2 separate regions of the Homo sapiens genome follow, and region 1 is linked to region 2. The links are chromatin loops, found by intact Hi-C in ENCODE. Cell type or tissue: pancreas. All regions are shown on one strand.

Region 1 (2,500 bases), 72 kb after region 2:
GACATCTTAGCTATGTTTAAAAAGTCATTTCTACCATTATGAAGAATGAGCTCAGTAAGAAGAAAATTATATAGGAAATTCCCATTGTTTCAAAATCATATACTTGGGGATCATTCCTTATAGGGAATAACAGGGAATCTGCCAAAAAATAATAATAGTCAGTGGAGAGCATTAGGGATCTCATTCTCCATCACCGGTTGGTGACAGCCCCCGTTTCCCCAATGCTTGGCCCTCTCTGAACCACAGAAACCTTTGGTATTTTCTCATTCAACTCTTTTTAGTGCCCTGCCCATTCAGTCTTCCACCTCTCAGATCCAGAGAGGATCTGCTGCCCCCTCATGATTCAATACTTGCTCTGTCTGCATCTACTGTCTCTCTTCCACCCCAGCATCAGGGCCAAGACAAAAGGCACCTTCTGTGTGTACTTTTGAAGAAAAAGTTCTCAAAAACAAGTTTCTTTTACATCGCCTTGAACAAACCTCCAACTTAAACACTATAATCAATTCACCAGCAGTCTTTGAACTCTTTGTTTTGCAGTTACAGACTTTTCAACTGCAAATTGGAAATGTGACTCACTCTCCTCTGTATTACAAGTGAAAGGGGAGAAATGAAAATAGTGTTCAGAGAGAGACAATCTATACATGGATGTACTCAGGATGGAAATTATAGGAAAGTCCACATAAAATCAACATTGCCAATGCTAAAACAAAACCTGATGGCTTTCCCAGTTTACTTAAGAGCAAAATTGCAAAAAGCAACATTAACATCCATCCTAGAAGAATCTGATATGAGTAAAGGATTTGTTTAGAGCATCCAAGTGTATTGTGATCATTTTCACACTGATCAAAGAGAGCACCCTTCTGTCAACAGGTATCTGCAGTTTTCAGGACCTGGCAGAAATTCTTCTATGTTCTGTTTTTAAAGGTCAGGTACAAAAGTAGAGGCAGCTGCCAGGCCCCTCTGCCCAGAGCTGAGTGTCTGGGACCATGAGTGGGAAGGACTGAGGCTTGAGCCTCCTTGGTCCGCCAGACAGCATGGGGCGCCACTTGCCCCTTCTGCAGCTGCGCGCCGCAAAGCTCTGGCCTGGCCGTGGCCTCCTGCCCCATGCAACACTTGGTGGCCAGACCGTACCCGGCACATGGCGCCTCGTGCACTTTCTGACATTTTGATACCAAAGGTCGCTGGTCACTGAGCCCGGACACTATCTCTGGCCCTGACCGCAGATTTCGGAAACTTCTGGCAGCCCAGTGTCTACTGGAAGGCCCAACCCACTGCCCTGCTCTCATGGGCAGCTACCTGAGCGGCTTCCTGGGCTGGCTCTGGGCCAGAAAACCGCGCACCCACCCCCCCGCCCGACCCCCGCGCCAGAAGCACTGGGCCCTACTGTCCAGGCCCTTCCTCAGCTCCCAGGTCCAGGAGAACTGCAAGGTCACCTACTTCCACGGGAAGCGCTGGGTCTGCATCCAGCCCCTCCCCACCGCTCCTCCCAGCTGGGACTACGCCCGCATCCGCATCCGGAGAGAGATGGTGCCCGCCCGCATCCGCGTCCTGAGAGAGATGGTTCCCGAGGCCTGGAGGTGCTTTCCCAACAGGCTGCCGCTGCTGAGCAACATCAGGCCTGATTTCTCTGAGGCTCGCCTGGCCTACATGAAGCGGTGGCTTTGGACCGCCGCCACCCCCCCACCAGCCTGTCCGCAGCCTGGTAACCATGAAAATCGCCCCGCCCGAGCGCAGAGGGAGCCCGATGCCCAGGCCATCTGCCTTCGGGTCTGTGATGAGAAACGGAGTGGCCCATTCCTTTCTGCCCGGGTCTAGGCCGCTGAGCAGAGCCCCTACTCCCGGGCAGCGTTGTCTCAATCCTTCCTGGCGGCCGCCTGCCCTGCTGAGGATATGTGGCCGCCAGGCGCCCGGTCGCCGCAGGAGCGCTAGGCCTGCGGGTAGCACTGCCCTGACGCCTCAGGCTTGCCTGCACCTGGAAGGAGCTTCGCCAGGTGGGCCATGAGCCTCTGAGCACACCCAGCCTGCTGCCCGGCTCCAAGAGTCAGGCCCCTGCCACCACCTCCTGAGCCTCCAGCCCTCAGCACCTTCACCCTACTGACCGCGGTTCTACCCCCACACCAGCCACCGGCCCCACCGGGGCACTTCCCACTGCTCCAGCCGACCACTCAGCGAGCCCCAGGCCCACCTCTCCTCTCCCTTAAAGCCCTTCCCTTGCCCTTGCCCATTCGCTCCTGCCTTCTCCCTGGGGACAGGAGGCATGCTTCTCCCCAGTTTCCGCAATAAAATATTTGTTGTTAATAATAATAGGTGTCTTTATTATCATAGAGATTGTCATATTCTTTCTTTCAAAGACGACACCATGGTTTCTCCAGCTTGGCACTACTACTTGGGCCAGATGGTTCTTTCTTGGTGGGGGGGGGAGGGGGGAGGGGAAGGGGGAGGGAGGAGCGGGAAGCTGTCTTGTGCATTGCAGGGCCTTAGCAACATCCCTGGCCTCTCA
Region 2 (2,500 bases):
GTCTCACTCCGTCACCCAGGCTGTAGTGCAGTGGCACGATCTTGGCTCACTGCAACCTCCGCCTCCCAGGTTCAAGCGATTCTCCCATCTCAGCCTCCCAAGTAGCTTGGTTTATAGGTGTGCACCACCACATCTAACTAATTTGTGTATTTTTAATAGAGACAGGGTTTCACCATGTTGGCCAGGCTGGTCTCGAACTCCTGGCCTCAAGTGATCTGCCCACCTCGGCCTCCCAAAATGCTGGAATTACAGGTGCCACCGTGTCCAGCCAATCAATGGTATTTACATTAGAAATGGTTGTTGGGTGAAATAGAAACAATGTAAAAAAAAATCACCTACAAAAATAAAAAATAAATAAAAATTTTTAAAAAATCAGACAGTAAAGCTCATTATGTAGTTATCTCTTAGTTTTAATTAATTCAGCCAGAATATACCCTTGGAAAATAGCTATGTCTTCAAAAGACTAATTTAATAACATTCATAAAGTGCATTGCATGGCCAAAAATGTACAGTGAAAGCCCTAATAATTCCTCTCAGGCACCACACTTCATGTACTCCTGGCAGAGAGAATTTAATAAAATTGAAATCTTACTTATTCTCCACGCCTACCTAGCTCAAGTGTTCCCTCCTCTGTGAAGCCTGGCCCTGATCCCATCCACCTTCTGGCAGAATTAACCCCTCAATCTCCTTTAGCCTTCTCTAGTTGTGCCTCCTTTGCCATTTATCTCCCCGTTTTGTAGTTATTCAACTATAGTAACTTCCTGCCCTAGAGACTTGAGCTCCTAGAGGGTGGGGCTGTGTCTTGGTCTTCTCTCTAATTCCAGTGTCAAACATGGTGCCTGACACTACAGAAAGAATTAATTTATATTTACTGAACAAAGGAACAATTGATGCATTAATGAATCACTCTAAGGATCTGATTCCATGTGCCTTTAAAATAAGCTAAGAGGGGTCAAAAGATTAATCCAACCAGAAAAAAAGGTAGCAAAATCATGTATTTGGCTTTGATTAAATGGAATACATTTTTCCTTTAAAATTGCAGGATCATTGTAGACATAACTTCAGTAATATTTAAACACTGGCAACAGTTCTTATAGGTGCTGCGTCTTTCCTCCCAAGTACGATTTATGTTAACAGAGAGAATCTTGACAGAAGAAGTGTACTGTTTTAAACCTGTGCATGTGGAACTGCTTGTTACACATGAGTTCTTCACTTCAAAAAGAAAATATAAGAAAAATAAAGAAAGAAATAATTGACCAGGGTCTATGATGGTAAAAAGAAGATAGATTTCTTTCTTGTTTCCATTCTCTCCCTCCCTCTCTCCTTTCTTTTTTTCCTTCTTTTTCTTTTTCTCTTATAATTCCTTCCTCCAAAAACCTATTTATTTCATACTTGCATGTGACAGGCACAGTGTGAGGCACTTGTGACACAGCAATAAGTAACGTAGTGCTGCAACCATGGAAATGGTCACTGTTGCCCAAATGTGTCAGGTTCTCTCTAGCTTGGAATTCTCTGTGTTCCCCTCTACACCCACACCTTTCTCAGGGCTTAAATGCCTCTCCTCATCTGACACCCCCAGTTGGGCTTTGGATCTCCCCTGGACGCTAACGGACCCTGTACCCTCCCATCACAACACTACAAATTGCAGTGGTTTAATTTTCCACATCCTGCCATAAACTAAACGTTTTTTGGGGTTGAGGACCATACCTGAAATTATTAACATTGGATCCCCAGTGCTTTGCCTAAAATGTGGGGTCACCGTTTTGTTTAAAAGGCTGGATAAAAGAATATGTAAAATGAATAAATTGATCACTTTCAACATAATATCATAGTTTAATGAGTAAGCCAATACTTAAGAATATAGAGTATGAAGTAGTGTCACCTGACCCAAGGAAATTTTATCTGAGGAGATGGTATCCAAATGGAGACTAAAATATAAAATATAACAAACTAAAAATACAAAAAGTAGTTAGTTAATGTGTGCCTCTGTGTGTGTGTGTACACGCCAGTCAAATGCTTTTAAATACACAGCAAACTCATTAGAAAACATTTTACTGATTGCATATTCATTGACTTACTTCATCTCCCACCACTTTTTCATCCACTGGTCTTTGGGAATTTCCCCTTTAAAGACCATCCACCTCCACTTCTCTAACATGTAAGTAAATGGCAGAGTCCCAACAATCGTGAGTGCTTGTTTGAGCAGGAAGTTTATTTCTGTTTCTGAAAGTAAAATAGAAAAGGATAAATATTACGATGAAGATGACAGTGGATGTTTTGTGTTAAAGAGAATTTTCCTAACCTCAAAATATTATTCCTCAAGATGTACTTACTATAAGGATACATGAGAAAAATTGACAGTATTCATAATGATATGTATATATTTATTTTCTCAGCTAAGGGATTTGGAGTAGGTTGAAGCCCTGGAACAGAACAGGTAAATAAAACCCAAAGTTACTTCTAATCCTCATTTTCTTCATTAGTTTCAGTTTCCTCCCTT

What was found. A loop is a pair of places that touch in the nucleus more often than their neighbours do. Peaks named below come from ENCODE experiments on the same cell type or tissue, not always from the same donor. Only the 100,000 strongest peaks of a DNase experiment are listed, where the experiment ranks them.
Region 1: a loop joins it to region 2, with 2.4 times the contacts of the local background. A loop is called at or near these places in 10 of 110 quality-filtered maps.

Annotation. Positions count from the first base shown.
Region 1 is chrX:15,645,120-15,647,619 of GRCh38, forward strand. The region is part of intron 3 of CLTRN (collectrin, amino acid transport regulator); the gene reads right to left. Among named protein-coding and RNA genes, the nearest start is that of CLTRN, 18 kb to the right of the region's middle. In pancreas, no CTCF peak of the experiment used is centred here; a DNase peak (open chromatin) is centred at 1,162; H3K27me3 peaks cover 475 bases.
Region 2 is chrX:15,573,588-15,576,087 of GRCh38, forward strand. It overlaps ACE2 (angiotensin converting enzyme 2), which reads right to left. Exons shown (of 18, transcript NM_001371415.1): 10 at 2,079-2,223. Among named protein-coding and RNA genes, the nearest start is that of ACE2, 26 kb to the right of the region's middle. In pancreas, no CTCF peak of the experiment used is centred here; no DNase peak of the experiment used is centred here; H3K27me3 peaks cover 743 bases.